Regions from separate parts of the Mus musculus genome. Here region 2 is linked to region 1. The links are chromatin loops, found by intact Hi-C in ENCODE. Cell type or tissue: gastrocnemius. All regions are shown on one strand. Links, peaks and the distances in the headings refer to the core of each region. The heading gives the core; the rest is flanking DNA.

The links. A loop is a pair of places that touch in the nucleus more often than their neighbours do. Peaks named below come from ENCODE experiments on the same cell type or tissue, not always from the same donor. Only the 100,000 strongest peaks of a DNase experiment are listed, where the experiment ranks them.
Region 2: a loop joins it to region 1, with 6 times the contacts of the local background. A loop is called at or near these places in 9 of 42 quality-filtered maps.

Annotation. Positions count from the first base shown.
Region 1 is chr11:105,265,561-105,278,055 of GRCm38, reverse strand. Tlk2 (tousled-like kinase 2 (Arabidopsis)) reads right to left here. Exons shown (of 22, transcript NM_001112705.2): 17 at 10,814-10,903; 18 at 8,261-8,430; 19 at 6,819-6,957; 20 at 2,108-2,219. Among named protein-coding and RNA genes, the nearest start is that of Mrc2, 21 kb to the left of the region's middle. In gastrocnemius, for the core only: a CTCF peak has its summit at 7,716; a DNase peak (open chromatin) is centred at 7,709; H3K27ac peaks cover 1,820 bases.
Region 2 is chr11:105,340,440-105,352,934 of GRCm38, reverse strand. Mrc2 (mannose receptor, C type 2) reads right to left here. Exons shown (of 30, transcript NM_008626.3): 15 at 12,259-12,397; 16 at 12,102-12,137; 17 at 11,681-11,841; 18 at 11,517-11,584; 19 at 9,742-9,842; 20 at 9,337-9,479; 21 at 6,611-6,725; 22 at 6,342-6,505; 23 at 6,107-6,215; 24 at 5,462-5,700; 25 at 5,168-5,336; 26 at 4,929-5,075; 27 at 4,509-4,628; 28 at 4,158-4,337; 2 more. The coding sequence ends at 3,010. Among named protein-coding and RNA genes, the nearest start is that of Mrc2, 54 kb to the right of the region's middle. In gastrocnemius, for the core only: a CTCF peak has its summit at 4,969 (motif pointing left); DNase peaks (open chromatin) are centred at 4,223, 4,958, 5,566 and 6,330; H3K4me3 peaks cover 489 bases.

The sequences.
Region 1 (12,495 bases), core at 5,680-9,679:
TCACAGGGCCTACAAAACTCCCATTTGCTTTCTGCCTAAACACTAAAGGCAGAAGGAATATGAATACACAACAGGACCCTAATATGTACTATATACTATACACGTGTGGGTGTATAAAAGACATGCTCAGAGGGAAAATACCATCATTGTTTGTTCTAATGATATAAGACCTTTATTAGAAGCAGAAAAGAATTACTGTTTGTGTGGGCATGGGAATGGAACCCAGGGCTTTGTAGATGTTACATACTGTACCACTGAACTACATCTCTAGCCCTTACTTTTCTGAGATGGTTTTTCTGGGTTTTGTTTTGTTTTCTTGAGATGATTTTCTTATAGCCCTGGCAGTCCTGAACTCCCTTTTAAACCAGATTGGCCTTGAACTCAAGAGATCTGCCTGCCTCTGCCTCACAAGTGCTGGGACTAAAGGTTTCCCATGAATTCTTTGGATCCTCTAGTCTCAGACCCCAAAATACTGGTATTATAGGTATGAACTACCACACCTGGCTAAGGGATACTTTCTGACACCACCTTCTCATTCTCAGCATAAGAAAGGAGGGGAGGGGTAGCTGGAGAGATGGCTCAGCAGCTAAGATCATTTGCCTTTTTTGTAGAGGACCCCAGTTCAGTTCCCAACACCCAAGTCTATCATCCCCCGACCTCTTGTAATTCTAGCACTAAGGTATCTGTGCTGGTTAGTTTTGTCACCGTAACACAAGCTAGAGTCATCTGGAAACCTTATTTGATTGTATCCATCAAATGCCTATAGGCAAGACAAGGGGGATTTTCCTGATTCAGGATTTTTGTGGAAAGGCTAAGCCCTCTGTGAGTAGTGTCACTGAGTAGGTGGTCCTGGCTTTTTTGTGGAAAGGCTAAGCCCTCTGTGAGTAGTGTCACTGAGTAGGTGGTCCTGGCTGATATAAGCAAGCAAGCCGAACAAGCCACAAAGACCAAATCAGTAAGCAGCATCCCTCCATGGTTTCTGCCTTGATTTCTCTCAATGATCCTGATGCATGAGCTAATACCACCTCCTGAGACAGGCTTTTGCTTTTGTCTGGTGCTCATCACAGCAACAGGAAGCAAACAAGGACGGTATCTGAGACCCTCTTCCAGCTTCCATGGGCACACACACTCATGTACTCAGAGATACATACATATAAATAAATAATAAATCTTTGCCAGGTATGGTGATTCACTCCTTTAATAATCCCAGTGCTCATGAGGCAGAGGTAGGACAATCTCTGTAAGTTTAAGGCCGGCCTGATCTAAACATAGACAACTCCAAACCAGCCAGGGCTACATAGTGAGAACCAGTCTCAACAAAACAAAATTAACAAATAAAACAGTATAGTGCTTACTTACTATACAAAAATGAGGACCTGATTTTGATCCCCAGCACCCACAAAAAAGCCAGATGCAGCATATGTGCCTGTAGTCCCAACATAGGGAGATTGTGGGGACTTGCTAGCTAGCCAGGCTGGCTCAGACATGTTCAGTGAAAGACCTTACTCAAAAAATAGATGGAGAATTAATGACAAACCTGAGGTCAACTTCTAGGCTTCACAAGCACACACGAGCACACAGTATGTTTTTTTTATTAACAACAGCTTTTATCTAATGAGGTGGTTACAAATAAAATCTAGGGGTTAAGTTTCAGATCCTATTGGAAAGCTTGGGAAATTTTTTTTGGCAGATTGTTCATGCCACTAAAGGATTTCAAGACAGACGTGATGTCATACCAGCATTCAAGAGGTTGAGGCACAGGGATTGCCTTGAGTCTGAGGTCAGCCTCTGCTACGTATATAGTACAGGCCAACCACAGCTACAAAGCAAAATCTTAAAAAAATACAACACCCTATTTTACATGAATTCACATCAGAATTAAAACATGTCTTATATTTGAGATTGCAACATGCATGTCTCTGATGGCTTGGGAGAATTCAGTAGGTGCTCTTCAGCCTGGAATTTGTAGGTATACACAAAGCATTTACTGAGAAGTCTGTATTTTCTTTAAACCACTACTTTCAGGATTCCAATGATTAACTGCAAAGAAGAATCCCAGTGAGGTGGTGGGTATGGCCCCAGGCTGCTCCACTGCCTTCTTCCTCACCTTCCTCCCATAAAGACACTGGTAGAAGATCACACCCACTGACCAAACATCGACTTTATTTGAGATCTTTGGTGGCTCTTTCCCAACCACAAAACACTCTGGTGGTAAATACCTAGGAGAAAACAGAAATAAAACACTCAGAAAATTAAATATATAAATCCAAGCTGTATACAAAAAGGCAAATAAAGGGTTAAAAACTGAGCACTCAGCACTGAGGAACAGGGGCAAAGGGGGGTGAAACTGTGAATAGCGACAATCAGAACAATCAGAGTTAAGGAGAAAGACCTTGCCTCACAATAAACAAACAAACATTTTATATAAAATGTGCACACGCGCACCCACACCCACACACCCTTATACCCAACACTTAAGACTCAACTATCAGGTTAGAAATATATACAAGGGGGCTGGTGAGATGGCTCAGTGGGTAAGAACACCCAACTGCTCTTCCGAAGGTCCAGAGTTCAAATCCCAGCAACCACATGGTGGCTCACAACCATCCCTAATGAAATCTGACGCCCTCTTCTGGAGTGTCTGAAGACAGCTACAGTGTACTTACATATAATAAATAAATAAATCTAAAAAAAAAAAAAAAAGAAATATATACAAGTAAATGAAAGGCTCTCATTCGAACTGACATAGGTGGCAATATCTTCATGTGGCATCACAATTTATCATTTCTCAATATGTAGAGAGGTAAATGTTCTCTCTAGTTTCACTTTGATCACCCCCCACTACCTCCTTTCCCAGGGTTGTGTCTACTCCAAGTGTCATTCACAAGTTTTGTCATTGGTAGTATTCTTTACTGATGGTGATAACTAGGATCACACCCAGGGTCTCAAGTGTGGAAGTGTTCTACCATGGATATATTCAGCCCAAATATATTTTTTTTTAAACATGAAGTGACACAAAAGAAACAAAATCCCTTTTATGATAGCTTTAAACCACACAGTTAAAAAGAATAGAAGTTGAGCCAGGCATGGTGGCGCACGCCTTTAATCCCAGCACTCGGGAGACAGAGGCAGGAGGATTTCTGAGTTTGAGGCTAGCCTGGTCTACAGAGTGAGTTCCAGGACAGCCAGGGCTACACAGAGAAACCCTGTCTCGAACCCCCCCCCACCCTCCCCACCCTCTGCCAAAAAAGAAGAGAGGTTTCTTTTCATGCTGTCCAAAGGAGACTTCTCGAAAATCAATCTTTTTTAGGGTGCTAAAGATGGAATGAGAGCTTCTACTAAGCTACATTTCCAGTTCCTAAAATTAATAAATGTTTTAAATCCAAATAAATTCAAGACCTAGAGATCTATGAAAGCAGAGTCTATTCTGCCTATTTAAGACAGCATCTTTTAGAAGTTTTTACTACAACAATTCCAATATAAAATTCAGAGTAACACTAAACTCTGAATTATCCGGAGATATATGTTTCTACTCTGGGTGAGACAGCGGAAAGACTAACAAACACTGCAGTAAAACCCACACAAAGACCATTACCTAACCCTCTTCTCTCCCACCACTGGCCTCTAAAGAATCTAGAGGATAGAGGACTACAACAAACTGTATGGCAGGTACCTGTGAGCATTTAGGAAATCAAAGAACTATGCTTGGAATCCTAGCCACAGCCCCGCTGGAAGGCAGAATTCTGAAGACAATAGATAAATTTCTGTAGACCCAGAGCAGCAAAGTCCAGCCTAAGGAAAACCTTCCACATTCTCTGTCAAACTTGTTTACTTCCATATTTTTCTCATCGACATATGGATGTTTACTACAGCCTATGGTAGATTATTTTACAATATATACTTGTACCTAAGACATTCACTGAAGGTGTAGCTCAGTGGCGATGAGTTTGTAGGTTGGATTTCCAGTGCCACACAAAACGTAACAAATTATCCTAAATAATGAAAGATATACAACTCACTATGACTAAAAAGGGGAGAAAAAATATTTTTAAAAAATGTAAGCAAAAGAAAAAAATGATAAGAACAGCTCTTCCAAGTGGCATTCAAACTTTCTTGGACCCTTGATTTCATAGTTGCCGGGTCTTTACTACGCTTTACCTTTGGGTACTAACAAATGTAACTTTGATTCTATTTTTTTGTTTGGTTTTTCGAGACAGGGTTTCTCTGTATAGCCCTGGCTGTCCTGGAACTCACTCTGTAGACCAGGCTGGCCTCGGACTCAGAAATCCGCCTGCCTTTGCCTCCCGAGTGCTGGGAATAAAGGCGTGTGCCACCACTGCTCAGCATAACTTTGATTCTAAAATGACTGCTGGAATATATTTTTTCTGCAAAAATGTAGGGCTCCCCCCCCCCCCAAGAGGTGGCAGGGAAGAACAGGGGTAGTGAACTCATCCAAAAGGTAGAGTGGTTAATTTGTTAAGATTTTTAGAATGTAAAAGACAGTTCAATTAAACAGTACATGTCTGGTAACTCAACTTCTAAGATTTGGTTTCTCTATAAATGAAAAATAAACTAATTTTTTCTATACTAATTAGTATTTTAAAAAACTAATTTTTTTATAATGCTGAAAACAGCAAATATAGTACTTTCTTACCAAGAGCTTTTGGAGGAATTGTTAAAAAAAAAAAAAAAGAGGCCCATTTTTATCATAATCCACATCCTCACAGAGAAGACGTGAAGCTCAGAAACAATGCCCAAAGCATCACCTGGGCTCGATTACCTCGTGGTTTGGTTTGTAAGGGTCTCACTTTGTAGCCGTGCTGCTCTTGAAGTCACCATGAAACACTTGCTTCAACTCTCCTGCCTCAGCCTTCTGAGGGCTGTTATTAAAGGCGGCATGCGCCACCACTGCCCAACTATTTGTTTCTTTATAGGTAGGATCTTTCTACATGGCACTGGCTATTCTGAAACTCATTATGTAGACGAGGCTGGCCTCAAATTCATTTAGACCCATCTACCTCTGCCTCCTGAGTGCTAGGATTAAATGTGTATGCTACCATATGTATGCTAGTTCAGAAACCCTCTATCTTATTTTTCATTATGGAAAAATATTCAAATATACTTAAAACACTCAAATAAATAACCAAGTAACCATCCTCCAGTTTTAATCATTACTCATATACATAACTGTTTTTTCCCCCAGAGTTGAGGACTGGACCCAGGGCCTTGCGCTTGCTAGGCAAGTGCTCTACCACTGAGCTAAATCCCCAACCCCATATAACTGTTTATATTATCTAATAAGTTTTGGGGGGGGGCAAAGCATTATATGATTTTTATTTCAAATTTAATTGCTGAATTTATTTATTTATTTTTTAATAAATTGGCAAAAATAGCACCAGGTAGCAATGAGACAGGGTCTCAGGGTCTCGCTGTGTACCTGGATAACCTGGAACTCACTATTTAAACCAGGCTGGCTTTATACTCATAGAGATCTACCTGCATCTGCCTCCTAGTGCTGGGATTAAAGTATGTACTACTATATATTGCATATTCTATTAGTTTTTAATAGCTATTTTAAACATATGAGAGAGAAAGAGAGAGAAAGAGAGAGAGAGAGAGAGAGAGAGAGAGAGAGAGAGAGAGAGAGGCTGTCCACACTTTTTAAAAAGAACACGCTAACACATAACAAAGCTTAAGTGCAAGTCCTATACAATAGAGGTGCAAACCTCTTTCCCAGAGGTACCAACTCTGTTCATTTTTGTGTCACTTAGTGACAGTCACTCTAACCCACACTATCTCCCAAGTCAAGTAAACACTATAAATGTAACCTCTATTTTAAACATAGAATTTCAAGGTTTTAACTTAGAAACTTACTCTTGACTATAGGCACCACTTCCCCAAGCGTACAGAGAAACAGAAACGCAGCTCACTGTCCACCTAGCAATCAGAAGCTCAGTTAGGAGAGCAGGGCTCATTCCGCATGTTCTGAATGGCACGCCCCTTCATCTGCTTCCACTAGAGCCCCTCATTACTACAAAGAATTCTAAGCCCGGGGCTTTCTCAGCCTGGGATATAGCAGCATGCTACTTACCGCTCCTGTGCTATGAGGCTTTTTTAGGTTAAGAACCATTTAGGGCAGAATGTGGCTTTGTGTAACAACCTCAGAAGGGGATAAAAATCACAAGGTCACAATCACAAAATCACATGCCCAGGCACAGGTATGCTTTGTGACTCTCACTGTAGAAAGTACTAGTGAAAAGCCAATAGCAGGCAGGAGTGCTCACAGAACTGTGAGGCAGAGCTAGGTGGGGTCAGGTGACTGGGAGAAGGATGACACAGGGCTCAGTAGAAAGGAGTCTCAAACCCTTTAGGACATGCTAACAAACAGGAATATGAGGGAATCTATAGATTTGTTGTTTTGTTTTAGGCCTATCCTTAATTCTTGACTTAACAATTCATCATCCTAGAAACAAATCCCTCATCCTATTAACACAAGGAGAGGCTTCTACTTGAACTGTTAAGAATTCAGGGCTATTTTTTTAAGGCAACTAAACAACCCTGTTCTCTGCTGGCTTGTACAGTCAGCACTGTGTAATAAACACAGATCTCCAGGGGACAGACTATACAAGCACTCTCTCAAGGGTTTTCAAGAACAGAAAGAAAATAGAAGAAAAATTGATATAGAAAATCAAAGTACTAAAAACTCTACTTCTGTCTTAGCAGACTACATCAGGATTAATTGTTAATCACTAAGGAGTCAGTATAACAGAGCCACCTCCCCACCAGCCGATTTGGCAGACTTCCTCCCTGATACCTACCAATAAGTACCAGCTCCTTGTGACGTCAGCTCCATGCCATCCACTGAATTGTAGCTATCATCATCCATGATCTTGGAAAGACCAAAATCTGTAATTTTTATCTCTCCACATGCTGTACCATTTACTAAAAGGATATTACCTAAAAAGATAAAGACCTTTATGAATAAAATGAGACTTCTTTATTAAGAGAAAAGACACACAAGAAGGGAACAAGTGAATTCTAAATCTTTGGAATAAAACAGTCTAATTCTAACTTTGGGAGAATCCTCAGTGTCCACTGGAAATTTCTATTTTCTTAGAATTGCCTGTTTAATGTGCCAAAATCCACGCTGGGCACTGGAAACAAAAATGACCTGCCAAAGTAAAATATTACTTGTACAGTTGATTTTTTAAGAAGAAGAAGAAGAAGAAGAAGAGGAGGAGGAGGAAGAGGAGGAGGAGGAGGAGGAGGAGGAGGAGAGGAAGAGGGAGAAGAGGGAGAGGAGGGAGAAGAGGAAGAGGAAGAAGAAGAAGGAAGAAGATGAGGAGGAAGAGGAGGAAGAAGAAGAAAGAGGGAAGAGGAAGAGGCGGGGGAAGAGGAGGAAAAAAGAAAGAAAGAAAGAAAGAAAGAAAGAAAGAAAGAAAGAAAGAAAGAAAGAAAGAAAGAAAGAAAGAAAGAGAGAGAGAGGGGGGGGGGAGGGGATGGGAGGGAGGGTGGAGGGAGGGAGGGGAGGGGAGGGGAGGGGAGGGGAGGGGAGGGGAGGGGAGGAAAATATGTGGGAAAATTTCACATGAACTTTCAGTGTGCTCTCTATGCTACCAAGCTTAGAACAGCAATTTCAGGAAGGTGGGGGTAGGGGAATTATAAAGAAAACATTCTTGGGAATCAAAAATGGTGCCACAGCGCCACCTATAGCAGGAAAAGTGTAGTGACTTTTCTAGAAATAGAATGGTGAGTGGCTAAACTTAAAGGTCACAGCCAATAGCTCCACATAAAAGGAGACAGGCACACACATTTAAACAGACAAAAAGCGAGCTAACAGAAATATAAAGTAAGGGATAAAGGCTCCTTGCCTTTTCCTGATGCCTACTAAGTTAAATGATAATTTAAAAAGATAAAAACTGCTTGGGTCCTTAAGAAAATGAGGCAAGGCATATGTATACTTTATCAGGGAGACCTGAGACAAACTGCTCCATTCTGTGAGTAATGGGAAAAAGCCAAAATAGAACTTGCCAGAACAGCTGTTTCTAAATGTCATCATTAATTTTCCTGGTTCAGCACACAAGGTACTATTTCCCCACCCATCCCCCCTTTCCCAGCACCAAGCGGCCCAGGACTCTTCTTCCCACGTTACCCAGGCATCTACAGTGATAGACTGTTGGGTCTTCTTGGCTCCTGTCAAATTCTTTGACTTAATAAACTTAAAAGTCATTTAATAATATCTCCTGAAAGTTAGCCATACCTGGTTTGAGGTCATAGTGTATGATGGGAGGTTTTATTTCATTTAAGTACTTTAAAGCATTCACAATCTGCATAATAATGGATCGGGCTTCTTTCTCCGACATTAATTTGTGCTGTTTTAGGTAGAAGTCCAGGTCATTCCCTTCACAGTATTCTAATACTGTACAAAACCTGAAGGCATAAACCAGCATTTAACAGTGGAGTAAAAAGCAGATCAAACCACCTAAACCACTCTCAGCAGAGCTCAGGTCTCAGAGCTTCCATTCCTTCCTTTGTTCCTAAAACTTCTTCTATTCCTTTCTATCAGCTGCCAAAGGCTCAGAGGGCGAGACACTTGCTCTCTGGGAGATGAGCTTCTGCAATCTCCATAGTGGCATCAACTGTGCCAAAGTTCATTATGGCGCATTTCTTCTAAGAACACTGACAAGAACTGTAATGTGTGTCTAGTCACCCTCTTATAGCAGGGTCTCCTCTGCATACCCATAGCACATGTCCATTATTACACAGTGATCAATCACACAATTATCCTTGCACGTGTCCAATATAAGTGTATACACTAAGGAAGAGTCTAAGTTCTGCTCAGGTCTCAAGAACTAGTTGTATACTATGTCTGGCAGAAGACTACACAAATGTGTTCCATATGGTACGGATTCTTTTACTTATATTCATGCCAATATATCGCTCATATCCCCCATTTAAAATTGCACGTTATTGTTGGCACTACAACTAATGCATCTATCTCCCCAAGTATTAAAATTGATGTATGTTTCCTTGAGCTACTTGAATATTCCTGAGAGATATATACTTTTTAAAAAAATATTCCTGAGAGATATATACTTTTTTAAAAAATCTTTTTAGGTTATGGTTTATCAGTCAGGACTTAACCAAGAAATAAAAAACACTTGAATATTGAAGACAGAGGCTTTGATTTACAAGCTGAAGATCTAAGAAGACAAACTGTCCAGTAAGGCACCCTTGTGACTAGTTACAGCAGGAAACTGTTAGCACCCTAAAGCCAGAGGGTCAGAGGAAGAAGGTGGTGCTATTCGAAGTCAGGTCACCAGGGAAACTAGAGCTATGTGCTTACTCACTGGTTGAACCCAGATGAGCGCCCACTGACAGCTTACCAGAGATGCCCCCCAATGCAGTAGAAGGAAAGGAAGTAGTAAACAGCTATAAGCTGAACTTCAAGCCACACTGCAACTGACTACAAACACACACTTGCAGAATCTCAGGACTGAACAATAAACTATAGTTTTTATGACACCTAAAATGCATGGTAATGCTCTGAGAGCCTATCTGAAATGCCCATTCTTATCTGAGATGCTGAAATGAGTCAGACTCTTTTTCTTGGATATACGTCTACACAAGGGCTGCTTGTCTGAGAAAGCTTCTGGGTGGATAGACCAAACTCTTAGACAGCCTTAGGAGAGTGATGTAACATCGACGGGCAAGACCTAAGGTATCTTATGTTCTCCTGACTCAGGCCTAACTGCAACTAAAAAAGTTTTCAAACACTGAAATGTCCCTAAACCCTGAATAAACCAAAGGCTCTGCAGCTTACTGACCTTATTGCTATACACAGGATTATCAAGAGGACCAAAGATCTTACATTAATAATTTTATTTTTTTGATATTTGAAAAGCCTGAACCCTAAGATCCCTCCCAGTTCTAAAATCCTATTGCCCAGAAACCTGTATTCCAACAACCTGCGTCACTAGGTTGTCTTTCCTTTTGTCACATTAACCATCCTGCTTTAGGATAACAGGATGATGATGTGTGTATCAGCCTCTAGATTGGGCCTGCTAGTGGCACGTCAGCAGCAACTGGAACCAGTTCCTAAGGACTGACTGCTACACTCTCGGGAACACGGTGAGCTGGCTAGATACTGTACATAAGACTAACCAGAGTGTGATAAATAGACCTGGTTATAAGAAGGGAGGAACTAATGACACCTAAATACAACAAACATATATCTGGATAAGCACCATGCTAACTTAAATAAGCCAATTACAAAGGAACACATACTACATGATTCCATGTGTGAAACTGTCCACAACATGACTTCTAAAGGTGATAGACAGCAGTGTCTGCTTAAACAGAGGAAGAGTAAAACAGAGAGGTAATAGTAAAAAGGCTCAGGTTTCTTCTGAGAGTGAAAACATCTACAATGATCTTGGATAATGCCCATGTATCTATGACACACATGAAAACTCATTCGACTGTGATGGATGAATAAGAAAGTATATAATTTAGGATAAAGTTCTCTAATTTTTAAAATTGGTATCTTAATATTGGACATAATAGAAATATTGATGCCACAGATATTGGCAATCACCTTATCCTCTCTCCCTGTCAAGCCAGTTTTTAACCAGCATGCAGTGCCCTTGTTCTTTAGTCAAGAGATCCAAATTTAAATTGTTATAACTATTTGCCTGTAAATTAATAAATGTAATTCACTTAGAGAGTATTTCCTGGGCCTAGATTTAAGCTCCATCCCACAAGTATTCAGTATGTCAGGACGATAAGGGAAGGGAAGAGGAGCAGGACTTACGAGTCAGTGTCCAGTGAAAAGTAATCATACAGCTTCACTATCCTGGGGTGGTCCAGCTCCTTGTGAATCCGGTATTCCCTACACGCATGCCTGCAAACACAAGGGAGCATCAACACAGAGCACGTGGCCCTCGCTTCTCTAGCACTTCCCGTCCCCGCATGTGCATCCGTTTGCTCCAGGAAGATACATCTGGTCATCTCACCCAATCACTCTTTCCTCAACCTATCTAGCCACTGAGAAAAATCGCAGGTGCTCAGTCTTTCTTTTTAAAAAATCTTTTTAGATTTATTTATTTTATGTATGTGAGTACACTGTAGCTGTCCTCAGACACACCAGAAGAAGGCAGTGATCCCTTTACAGATGGCGGTGAGCCACCATGTGGTTGCTGGGAATTGAACTCAGGACCTCTGGAAGAGCAGTCAGTGCTCTTAACCTCTGAGACATCTCTCCAGCCTTCAAGCATTTCTTAAATGAATGGATGTTGACTCTTCTGTGACAACCACACCTCTTTTATGCTAATACTCAATACTAAAAATCACAGTCTTCTCTTCTAAAGTAATGCTTCCGGGGACTGGGGAGGCAGTGTACTGGTGAAGAGCTTGCTTGCGATGCAAGCATGGGGAGCAGACATGGACCCAGCACCTTTGTAAACGCTGAGTGGGCATGGTAGCCCATCTGCACCCCAGCCTCGGATGATAAACACAGAGAACCCCCAAATCACAAGTTCTGGGTCTGACTGAGACCACATCTCATGAAATAAGGTGGAAGCGTAATGAAGGATGATTACTGACATTAGCTTCTATCTCCTAAGTGCTGCAATTATAAGCATGAATCACCACAAATGCCTTCACTTGAAACTGAACAAAACGAAACAAAACAAAATGACTTTTTGAGGTCACTAGATACTCTGGAGGTAAGAATCTTGCTGCCAAATCTGGCGACCTGAATTCAATTCCTGAGACCCACAGGGTGGAAGGAGAACTGAATCCCACAATTTATCCTTTGACCTACAGTGTTATTTTACTCAGAATAAGTAAAATAAATGTAACTAAAGAAGTTTTAAAACGTACCTTTCAAGTTCAAAATAGTAAAAGTAAAAGCAAAGTGTATTATATATATGAGATATGTATCAGCCACACAAAGAATTTCAAAAGAGCACCCTAGGGCCTGGCTTAGTCAAAAAACTACTTGTCTACCAAGTAACACGGTCCTGAGCTCAAAGCAGCTGGGTGCAGTGGCCAGTGGTTATGACCCCAGTGCTGGGGAAGCAGAGGAAGGTGGGTCCCTGGGGCTAACTGGTTCATCAGTCTAGCCCATCTGATGACGTCGAATGAGACAGACACACACACAGACAGACAGACAGACAGACAGACAGACAGACAGACACCCTGTCTCAGAAAACCACGGTGATGGCTCCTGGGGAACATATAAAGCTGTCCTCTAGTCTTTACATGTAGGTTCATACACTTGCACACACAGTATAAGGCATACACGCATACACAGAGTGACACACACACACAGAGTGACACACACACATACACGCACGAGCATTTGCATCATATATTTATCAAAAGGTTTTAAAAGTGGTTCTTTTTTTATAGACAGTAACTAGAAACCGCTTTAAGCAACTTAACACCATTTAAGATGTTAAAAAAAAGATGTTTGTTTAAGGAAGAAGTCAG
Region 2 (12,495 bases), core at 3,406-7,405, 77 kb before region 1:
GCCTCTGGCAAGACTCCAGTCACCAGAGAAAGAAAAGGAAAAATTAACTTGTCAAGGTTTGGGGAGTCAATTCATGCTTGCCCTGGAAGGGTGAGGGCCTGGGTTCGAATCCTCAGCACCCACATAAAACCCAGGAGCAGCAGCTGCCTATGCTCGTAACTCTTGGGGGTACAGATAGGTAGATTTCTGGGGCTGCTGGGGTCAGTAGGCTTGCTTACCCAGTCAGCTGCTGGCATGCACATGCTCTCTCTCTCTCTCTCTCTCTCTCTCTCTCTCTCTCTCTCTCTGTCTCTCTCTCAAATAGATGGGTGGCACTGGACATTTGGAGCCTCATTCCTTCAACTACTCAAATGACCCAATAGAGCTCACACTGCTTTTTACCACGCTGCTTCCTTCTCTCTCAGGGCAATGGTCACTGGCATCCCTGCCCTCAGAGCCGCTCCCAGCAGCCTGAAGAGCAACCCTTGAGCCACAGCTAGTAGCAAAGCACTCGACTCACAAAGGGGCTACTCTGGCCTCTGTTTGGAGAGCAAATCACTTGAAGGTAAAGTGGGTTAATCATTAAGGACCTTACTTTGGATTGACGGTCCCTTCCGTCCCTTCCGGAATGCCTGGCCTACCTATCTCCCATGGGTCTTGTGAGAGCTGCAGAGTAGGGACAGCTGGAGGAGCCCACACACACACACACACACACACACACACACACACACACTCAGGAATGCAGCTCACGGACTCTCTAGAGTTCTTCTGTCTTGGGCGGTCCCACCCATTCATCCTGCACATCTGATCCCGGCAGAAAGCAGCTGATCTGCTGTCCCCCTGGGCAATCCAGATCCCATGTTTCCTAGTGGCTTCCCCCAGCCTGAATCAAACATTGGAAAGAGACTCGGAAAACCATCATGGCAGGAGCGTCCAGGGTGGATGGGCAAGGGAAGGAGCGAGAACATTCAATGGGTGTCTTTATGTATTCTTTTCACTCCTTTAGGCTCTGAACCACATGACCACACTGCCTATCCAAAACAAGTAGAACTAAGATTTTAAAAGTCCTGGACAGGGTAAGCCTGAGAACGCACAACGCCTCTAAACCACCGCTAGTGTTCCAGGCCAAACCAGCCACCATCTTCTGAGGTCTTAATGATTGCAAGGGCTTCCTCTGCTTCCCCTCCCCCATCTCCCATCCATTGTCTGTGTCCCTTACCGCGGTTACAATGAACTTGTTAAAGATCAGATCAGCCATTCCCACTGGCAGCCTTCCTTACAGTATCCACCATGCCACTGCGTCCTGGCCTGCACCCACTCAGCCACACTCCTGCAGTCACCCTGTCGGTCCTCTGAGACATTAGGGACCCTCTGCTCCCACTCTGGTCCAGGTATTCATATTGCTCACCCTACACACACACACGCACACACACACACACACACACACACACACACACACACACACACACAATGTAATAAAAAAAAACTTTAGAAATAAGAGTAGCAGTTAGCATTTATGGAGTGCTTACTGCATGCACTCAGAGGCACTTGGTAAGGACACTCACCACATCCTTAAGCATCTTTCCGACAGCCCAACCCTAGGAGATCCTCTACGCCCTATTCAAGCTGATGGGACAATGAGCTCAGGTGCCCAAGTTCACACGCTTGTAGGCAGGGACGACTTGTCTCCTGAGGAGAGCCAAAAGCTCAGAGGCAAAATGGCAGGCTACAGAAACAACTGGACAGAGCTGCCATCTGTCCCTACAGGGCTGCGGGGGTCAGACTCTGCAGAGAAGGAGGCACAAACGCTGACTTCTCAAGCCTCTGGAAGGTTTTTATTTGTTTGCTATTCTTTTTCTCTTTTTCCTTCTTTAAAAAAAAAAAAAAAAAGACAAACAATAATAGCACATTTCGAGAATCAAGAACTACAATAGAGGGTCCGCTTTGAGTTTTTGTTCACATCGTCCTGCACTGGGACACGGGGACTGGCACTCTCCATCCTGGCTGGGACTCTCCTCTGGAAAAAGGTGCTGAGTGGTTCCATGAGTTGGTCTCCTAGGCCACACCAGATGGTAGCACCTGGTGCTGTCCCAGGTTACAGCCTCACCAGCGCCCCTCCCCCTCCAAACCATCTTCCCTCTCTCCAAGCCAGAGCCAGAAGCCGGAGACATTAGGGAACTTATTTTGGTCCCCACAGGGGACTCTTTCAAGGACAGAGCCCTCCCCTGACCAGCAGGAGATGACACCCTGTGAGTGGATAAGGTGTCTCTCCGAAGTTCCATCTCTACTCCAGCAGACACCACACCGGTGCCCTGGTTTGTACACCTGAGCCACCTAGGCTCCCTCCTGCCATACCCTAGGTCCATTCCAGCAGGCACAGGAGTGACAGATGCTTGGCCAGCCTCTTCAGCTGACCCCCACCCAGAGAGAAAGAGAGAGAGAATGAGAGAGAGAGAGAGAGAGAGAGAGAGAGAGATCACCCAAGTCCCAGGGCCATGGCTCAGAAGGAGGCACTGGGTGGAAAAAAAGGCACGAGGGCAGGGTGAGGAGACAGAGCTGATGTAGCCGAGTAGGAGAGGTGACAGAGAGCCACCCCAAGGGACGGGGCAGGCTTTCCAGGCCTACAGATAGGAAAGAATCCTAGGCTGCAGGTCAGCAGGTTTAGGCTCAGGGATCTGGGGAGGAAAAGACATGAATAAGCTCATGTCCCTTCTCATATTGCCTCCAGTTGCCATGGGGTCCAGGTCCAGGTGACACGATCCCAGGCCCAAGGGAAAGGGGAACATGACCCACTGCCAAGTCTCAGCCTAGCCTCTATGGTAGGCTGGGTACTCCCACCCCATGGCAAGCTATGCCCCCGGCACCCAGTAGCAACTCCCAAGGGTTGCCATCCAAAGACAACTGGGCTGATGGGTGATGGGGGCCTGCTGACCTGGGGCCCCTGCCTTACCCGCTCTGGCTCCACCCCGACCACGCCCTTGGGGCCCCTGCCTCCCCCGCTTTGGCTCCACCCCGACCACGCCCTTGGCTCTATTCTTGCTGTTCGTTCATTTCCATGTCAGACACCAGAATGTTCTTCTCGGTGGCCTCTGCGGGGCCAGAGTGGCTGCTGCGACTGTAGCGGGCCCCCTCGAAGGACCCACGCTCCGCACTCTGTCGGCGCCGGTAGAGGATGAGGGCTGCCGTCATCAAGGCCAGGAGGAGCAGCACCGCTGTCAGCACCACCACCAGGGCAACCGGGCTCTCGGGGAGGGCTGCTGAGATGGAGGTGGGGAGTTCACATCAGGCCCCAGTCATGACCACAGGGACAGAGGAGCCAGCGAAAGAACCAGGCCGGGGCTCGCTCATTCCCTCCACTCACCTGATGGCAAGAAGCTGTTCTCTTCCACTGTAGGAGAGGAGAGAGCCAGAGAATCACAATCAGTCCTCACAGAAATCATAGTCACAATTTAAATAAGTGCCTGTGAACTGCTTTGTGAATGTCACCTTGCAGAGTCACTGAACCTCCCAGGACTCTAGGACCTGGCTTCTACTATTTCCGTTCTATATATGAGGAAGCTGATGGGACAGGTGTGTGTGTGTCTATGTATGTGTTCTTATAGGTGAATATAAGCAGATACTTGTGAGTGTGCATGTGCGTAGAGGTCAGAGGTCAAGGTTATTGCACTGTGTCTTCCTTGATGCCTCTCTACCTCGGTGTTTTGAGGCAGGGTCTACCACTGAACCTACAACGTATGGATTCAGCTCATGGCTGGTGAATGAGCTCCAGGGGCCTATAAAACACAAATACACGTCTCCCTTTCTGTCTTAGGGTTACAGGTGATGGCACTCAATGTTGGGATTTTATTGGGGTGCTGGGAATCTTAACTCGGATCCTGGTGCTTGCGTGACTTTACCAAATGGACTATATCCCCAGGCCTCAGAGTCAATACGTGAGTGTCCAGGGCTTGACCATCCCTTGTCCCTAACCACTATAGAATGATGGGGCTTGCTGTCCTCTGGGCTTATGTGTACTTTGGAAAGTTGAGGCCCTGCGTCAGTCCTTGCTGCAAACTAATGTACTTGATGCCCTCCGGCCAAAGCAGATGCCCCTGTATATCAAGTAACCCTAGACCCAGCTGGACATCCAGCTGTGAGTCCAGCTATGGGCCCAGCTGTTGACCGAGATCCTGGCTTACCTCTAGGGAGCTTGCAGACAACTCCCATGGTGATGTTGGTACAAGCCCCGGGGCGCCACAGTCCGCTGCTGCTCTGGATCCAGTAGCAGCTGTTGTGGCTTAGCATGCTAGGGCCCAGGCCAGGGGGCCCCCAGTTAGAATAGTTCACAGCTGTGTTGTCTTGCCAGACCAGCGTGCCTCCTGTGGAAGGAACCCATTGGGAAGGTGTGGGAATGGGAATAGGTGGAAGGGGGGTTTCTAGGTGGGAGGCGATAACCACGATCCACTGCTGTACTTTCACAAGCCTGGAGACAGTGGTAAGCATCCCTCTTGCAGCCTGAGCCCTTCCCTTCCCGTACACAGAGCACCCACCTTTGGGGTTGAAGTTCATGCCCAACCAGGCACCTCGACTTTGGGCTTCAGCTGTCTGCAGGTGCTCCCAGACAAACACATTCTCCATCTCATCAAGAATGGACAGAACCGTCCCACCAGCTGGACACAAAGAAAGCCCATGTCAGGACAAGCAGATTCTCCTTATGGTGATAGACCCCCCCCCCAAACTACTTCCCCCCCCTCCCGCTTCACAGCAACCCCGGCACTCTTCTCTGGCAGCTCAAGTGCAAGATGGTGTGAATCTCAGCACTTGTGGACCGTGGGATATTCTGTAGATGACACAACATGGTCTGTGTATTAAACAGCGAGGGGAGCTTGAGATAAGTGCCTATAGGCAGAGGGGAAGTTCTTTCTCCAGGCCTCAGAGTCCCGGATCTGGGCTAGGCTGCTCTCACCCACCTTTCTGACAGCGCTGCAGCGCCTCCTTGTGGCCCAACAGCACCTCCATGTGGAAAGAATAGCAATGCTCCCTGAAGGGAATCCAGGACGAGTCAGCCAAGCCCTGAGGACAGCTGCCACGGTAGTTTATCCTTCGGGGTGGGGGCCCTGTTGGAGTGCAGAATTGAAGACGTAGCCCGAACATCTTCCCAGAACCACCTGCACCTGCGCAAGCCTTGGCCCTCACGGGTGGTACTCACCCCTGCTCACCCCACACACTGCCCCCTGCAGCTTGGTATCACAGCTGGTGGTGCGCCAGGTTCCATCCACATCCACGTAGGCACAGCCTCCCGAGTGCTGGGGCTCCTCATCTTGCCAGCTCACATAATTCAGAGGCTCCTCTGAGAGCCAGGAATACCTCCGTGAGCCCTGGGTATTAGGTAGCCATAGGTGAGAATAAAGGGAACATACTCTCAAGGTGGAAGGAGGAAGTGAAATCAAGGCAGAAGGTAGGGTGGGGGTAAGCGAGGCAAAATCTTGACCTAGGAGCCCACCTCCTCACTGGCCAGCCCGATCCACAGTGGTGTTTGCAGCCCCCGTGCAGCCTGTGTGAGGAAGGCTTGTGTGTAGGGATCGGGCACGTGTGCCAGGCTGGCATTTCGGCTCTCACACAGCAGGAGAGCATCTTTCCAGCGCAGTGGCTTCTGCAGCAGCCGGAAGGTGTGGTTGAGATAGGAGAGCTCAGCGCCCGGGGCAGGGGGTGTTGCTGCTGGGGATGGGCTTAGCGAGGGGTCTACAGGGAAAGGGGGCAGGACTCAGACCGAGCTCTGCCCCATCCACCCTTACCCCATTCCCAGGTATGAGACTAAGCTAGGGAAAACCAGACATCAGACTCAGAGCAGGTCTCCACTGGGGATGGCCAGTCGCCATCCTTATCAGTGAGCTTTCTATTTGCTAACATGCAGAAGGAGCTGGAGATGCCTTGACGTTGAACCTCAGGGGTTCTGACCCTAGACATAGCAGCATGTCACACACACACACCCCCCCCCCCCCCGCAGACCACCTGCTTCCCAAGCAGATACATGACTCTGGAGGGACCTCTATGGCCCCTGAAAAGAGATTCAATGTTTGGTTCCTTCTGGACCGGCCCAGAGCAGCTAGCCAGTGCAGGGGTGTCTCTGTGTAGCAGCTGCGTGTACCTGTGCCCTTCTGGCAGATGAAGCCATGCGTCTCCTCTGTGCAGCTCCGATCATCCCAGCGGCCAGTGAAGTGGGCTGAGGGGCTGTGCAGGATCACCGCACAGCTGGTCTGGGGGAAAAGGCTACTTAGGGGAACCTCAGTGGCTGCCCCATCTAAGGACAGCTGAGGCTGGAAGGGCGAGGTAGGGGAGAGGGGGACAGCGACAGAGAAAAGCACTGTGGTGTGGGTCCTCACCGGCTTGGTGCCACTGGGAGCAGGGCTGGGGCCAGAGGGCTCTCCTGGTGCCCAGTTGGTATAGAGCAGGGGTTCTTGTTCAATCCACTGGAAGTCCCTCTGAGAGGCATGCAGGCCAATCCAAAGGTCAAAGGTCACGTTGGGGAGGCTGGCTGTGATAAATGCTGCAGTCCCCCAGAAGAAAGGAAAGAGTGATGGGGTAGCCCCTGTTTGCTCTGCTGTAGCGAGTTGTGGGGAGACACCAGCACCTCCCCATAGGTTGACCCTACCTTGCTCTAAGGGGTTTGCAATGGTGACCAGCTGGGCTTCTTGCTGTTCACAGGAGAACTGTGCCTCTGACCATTTCACCCTGTCCTGGGGGTCCTGGCCCTGGATTCGGAAACACTGTGGAGCAGGGGATGGAATTGATACACAGCTCTACATCCCTGTCCACATACCCAGAAGCCCTGCTGGGTAGCCCTCAGCAGCTGATGCTCTGGGCTTTCATACACAGGGCGTCTGGATCTCCCTGGACAAAGCCCCACCCTCCCATCCTGGCACAGAAGTCACAAATGCCCACATTCTAGTGGTGGTGGGTGGGGAGCTTGTTATTATTTGAGACAGGGTCTTGCTATGTAGCCCAAGCTGGCCTGGAACTCAGGATCTTTTTGCCTCAGACTCCCTAGTATTGAATACTATTTATGTGTATGTGTGTGTGTGTGCGCGCGAGTGTTTGTACAAACATGCACATGTCTGTCTGTCTGTCTGCCTGTCTGACTAAGGGCCTCACATATGCTAGGCAAGCACTCTACCAATGAGCCAAACCCCTAAGTCCTTCCCACTTTTCATTTTTTGAGTTTTCGTTGTTGTTTGAACTTTTGTTTTGAGAAGTTTCTCCTTGTGGCCCCACTGTCCTCTAGCCTTCCAGGGTCTGAATTACAAGTATATACCATTGTGCCCAAATTAAAACACTAAGAAAGACAATTTTCTAAATGTTGTCAAGAAAAAGAAAACCTTTAGGTTCTACTGCAAAGGATGGCTCAGCATCAGCTGCTCCCCCCAGAAGACCTGGATTGGGCTCCACACAGCAGCAGCTCACAACTGTCTGTAACTCCAGTCCCAAGGGCTCTCATGCCCTCTTCTGGCCTCAATGGGTATTGCCCATAAGAGGTGCACACACATACATGCTGGCATAAAATTAAAAAAATAAAAATTAAGGGAAAGAATGTTTAAAATTGAACACAGAAAGAAACACAGTGTGGTTTCGTCCACATGTGGGGATGGATAACGTGCTTACTGGATAAGCATGAGAACCAGAGTTTATATCCCCAGCACGCATGTGAGTGCTCTAAGTTTGGGGGCCACTTGTCATGCCAGCACTCGGGAGATGGTGACAGATGGTGTCTAGAGCAAGCTGCTTAGCTAGACCAGCCAAATCAGCAAGCTTTGGGCTTACATGAGAGACCCTGCCTCTGTATATAAGGTTTATATATTATTAAGGAAATACCCAAGGTTAACCTCTGGCCTGTGCACATACATGCATGTGCCAACCACACCTAAGCATGCAAAAAATAAACTTCTGATGGGGCATATAGCTCAGTTGGTAAAGTGTTTGCCTGGCATGCAGAGACTCTAGGTCCTATTCCTAGCACTGCCTAAAACTGCATAAACCTGTGATTCCTGCATTTGGACCTTCAAAAGTTCAGTCATACATAGTGAGTTCAAGGATAACCTAGGTTGCATGAGACCCTGTCTCAAAAGGGGTGGCAGCACACGGCTTTAATCCTAGCACTCACAAGACAGAGGCAGAGACAGGTGGATCTTTGTGAGTTCTAGGCCAGCCTGGTCTACAGAGTGAGTTCCCAGACAGTCAAGGCTACACAGAGAAACCTTGTCTTAAAAACCCAAAAAGAAAAAAAAAAAAGTTGAGAGCAGAGTCAGTCAGTGGGCATAATGGGGACAGGGAAAGGTTGGCCACTGAGTACTGAGGTACGGTTATGTGCAATCTAGTTCTTTGGTGCTAGTGTGCAGTAAGGTAACGCCACGATAAAGTCACCTGCAGTGAGGTAACTGCAGGGCAGAACATATTGAGTATGTCAAACAGCTAGAAGGAAGGACTTGGGATGGTTTTCCTTAAAACAAGACCATGACTTCAGGGGACAGATGCATTTACCCTAATATAAGCATTATACAATGTACGAATGTACAAAATATTACATGGCATCCCCCGAATAGCTATCATTCTTGTGTTTTTATGTATCGGTGGAAAAATAAAATCAAATGAAAAATAAATGGATTTTTATTCTGCAAAACAAGAAAATGAAATGTATGTAGTCATATGTTCTTATTAAAATTGCATAAATATTAATTATTATAATTGATCAGTCACATGGCCCAAACATATTTTTGTTTTACTAATAGAGATTTTTTTTTTCGAGACAGAGTTTCTCTGTGTAGCCCTGGCTGTACTGGAACTCACTCTGTAGACCAGGCTGGCCTTGAACTCAGAAATCTGCCTGCCTCTACCTCCTAAGTACTGGGATTAAAGGTGTGTACCACCACTGCCTGGCTCTAATAGGAGAATTTTAAAAGATACTATTTTTATCTTTATCTGTTTTTAGTTCTGTTCTTGTGCATATTTGACTCCATGTGGTGATAGTTTTGTAGTATAGGAGTAACTATAAATTTTATCTGCATGCACATGTACATATACATAAATAACATATACACACAGATTGGGTACGAATGCTCAATAATTTGTTTTATTAATAGAGTTCATTATCAAAAGGCTTGACAACTATTGGTCTAGAAAACTCACCAAAGTATTTAGATAATTTTGCTCCCTGGTGGACCAACACTGAGCCACTTTCCAAGGAACCTCACTTTCATTGGCACAGAGAGGTGTGTGCGGACAGATGAAAGGTGTGGCAGAACAGCTGGGGGGATGCCTGAGGCTCAGCCAACACCTGTTCCCATCCTCTCCTCTGACTCTCCGTGTCCCTTCCCAACTCCCTACCTTATTGAGGAACTGGTTCCAACCGGAGGGGCAGCCTCCTAAGGCTGAAGGTGGCAAGTCTTGGGGCTGAGTCTCTCCAGAGCTATTGCTGCGCTTACAGATGTAGGGCAAAGCCGTATGGCACCTCTGGTCCCCCCAGTCCTCTGTGAAGGGGAAAAGAGAATGGTTACCCTAGGGTCGGGCAGGGCAGGCAGCACTCTTGGTCCCATGCCCTGAGAATATGGGCTGAGCTCAAGTTCTGTGTCCTTGGAGGCATGGACCATCCATTGATCCTTGGATATAGCCCTTCTTGGATTTGTTCACAAAGAGAAGAGACCAGTCCCCCCCCCCCCCCCACCTAGGTAACCCTTACCATATCCCCTTCTTTGTGCTGACAACACCCTCTCTGGTCCTCGTTATCCTTACCTTGTCTGGCTGTCATGTATACACACTTCTTGTCCTTGCCAATGGGTCTAGGTTTTCCCGGTGCCCAAGAGATGAAGTTTATAATAGAACCATCTGTCCACCTACAGAGTCACAGAGCACAGATTCAGCCTCCTCCATATACAGCACTGGAAGCTGTAGAAGGGGACCAGGAATGGGGCTGAAGGAGCACAGAGCCCAGGGCAGCCAGAGACCTACAGCCTCTGATTAAAGCCCCACCCAGCATACGCTAACCTCTCTCAGACGCCTGAAAACCCTTACAGCAAAGAAGTGCGCAGATCTCCACCAATCCCTGGTCTTCCTGCCTCAAAGGCCCTAATTCACGTAAGGCAGGCACTGACTAGAGTCCTGTAGACCAGCGTATGCTTGGTCCATGTCCTGGCCAGTTTTCTTTATAATGTGACCCCAGGTATGACAGGAGAGTGCCACCATCATGTAGCATCCAGTGCGTGCTAGATGCTGTAGTAAGGGCTTAAAATTGCTTGTTGTCAGAACACTGTGGTATCCAGCAGCTTTTTGCTAGGTCTTGTATCTTAAGGACATGAATGCTCTATTTTAGTGGGTCTGACTGAGAATTGGAAGTGACACTGTGACCTGTCACACAACATGCCCCCAGAGTCTTCAGAATGAGAAGCAACAACCAGGTGGACGATAGCAGATGCAGTCACTTAGCATTTTGCCATCCGAAGCTTGACAAACTAGTATCTGCATGAATACCTACATGGTATGCAAGCAATAGCACTCTGGAGCAAATCATGGATTTTTGTCATTTTAAAAATTGTACATCTAGGTAGAAACTGGCCCCATCATTGAGGGGTTAGATGGATGGCTTAGCGGTTAAGAGTGTGTACTGTTCTTCCAGAGGACTACCGTTCAGTTCCCAGCACACATACACACATGGGTGGCTTACAGGCACCCATAACTCCCACTCCAGGGAGTCTGGTGTCCTCTGTTGGACTCTGTAGGTATCTGCACACTCGTGTATAAACACACACATAGAAGCCATATATGTGAATATTTTAAAATCAATAAAAATTAAAACTATTTAAAGAAATCCTGGTAGTGGTAGCGGCACATGCCTTTAATCCCAGTGCTCGGGAGTCAGAGGCAGGCAGATCTTTGTGAGTTTGAAGCCAGCCTGGTCTACAGAGTGAATTTCAGGACAGGAAAAAGACAAATTAAAGGAATACTGCAGTATTAAAGGAATAATACAGTAATGGTTAACCTTTAAAAATAAAATAAAGCTGGGTATGGTGACTATACCTTTAATCCCAGCCCTTGGGATGCAGAGGCAAGGGAATCTCTGAGTTCAAGGACAACTTGGTCTACATAGGTAACCATGGCTATATAGTGAGAGCCTGTCTCAAAATAAATAAATACCTAAAATAATCACTGTATAACTATATAGCTATATATAACTATAACCATATATGAATATATATGTACACACACACACACATTTGTTGGTGTTTTGAAGTATTTTTTTTGTAGTCCAGAAATCAATCCCAGGGTCTCAAGAATGCTAAGCAAGCTAGACAGGTCTCACCATTGCCATCTTCAGATAAGAAAACGAAGGCCAGAAACACATCACTCAATCATTCAAGGCCAAGCAGCCAGTGAGGAGCAGAGTTGAACTCAAATGCAGGTCTATCTGTCTGTCTGGGTTTGGTCAGCGCCAACACCTCTAGCTTGGGAACACAGCAAGCCACCCCCCATGTGTGCTCCCTCCCACACCTGCTGCTCACTAGTGCTCCCACCTGAAGCGTCCGTCACTCTCCAAGGTGTGCAGGCCGATCCACCAGTGCTGCTCCTGGTCTGAGGACAGCTGGGGAAGGAGACAGGAGGGTCAAGGTGAGCGGCTCCCCTGTCCTCAACCTTGGTCCTTTCCCAGCCCATAATACTTGCTGCCTCTCGCGCCCACCTTCTGCAGGTTTTGCCCCAGGAAGTCCAGTTCTGCTTGGCTGTGAACGGAGGTCAGATCTGCCTGGAACCAGGTGCAGATGCGCTGTGCCTGCGCCCACGAGGAGTGGTGCTCAAAAAACTTGTACTCGGCCTCCTGAAAGCGTACCCACTCCAGACGGCCTGTGGGAGCAGCAACAGCAGTGGGAGCAGATGCCAGGCCACTAGGCAGGCCCTTGAAAGCTCTGGGCTGGGACAAAGTCAGGGCTGCAACAAATGGCTTGCAAAGATAAACCTGGGACAGGCCCCCGGCTTGATTCTCCTTCCACAAACCAGAAAACAGAGCAGTGGGTGCTCAGTTCTAACTGAGTCTCTTTTGGGGTGACCTGTTTAGTTTTATTCTGGGCAAAGGTAGGGATCAGGTAGCCTGGGGGGGGCCTCACCTTGTCGACCAATGTCTGGTTCCCGCACATCCACACCTACAAAACAACAGGGCCAAAAGCGTCAGGTTAGAGGGGAGCTGGATTCCCCCAAATTCCTTGCTTCAAAGCCCTTGTCTAGCATCTGTCCCACCCCGCCCCACTTACTACCACATCCAACCTCTAGGGATCTTGCAGATCCAGTCAAGCTGCGTCTGGCACTGCATGGGTACCCACTGCAGGGAGGCCAGGTCCAGCACTGCACAGCCTCGGATATCATCGTCATCATGTCGGCTCCGGGCAAAATTGTGGTAGGAAAACTGGAAAGAGAGGGATTACACACAGGTAACCAAGAAGCCCAGGCTGAGCTGAGAACCGCCAAGCCTGGCGAGTGTCCAGTCCGTAACCCAATTACTTT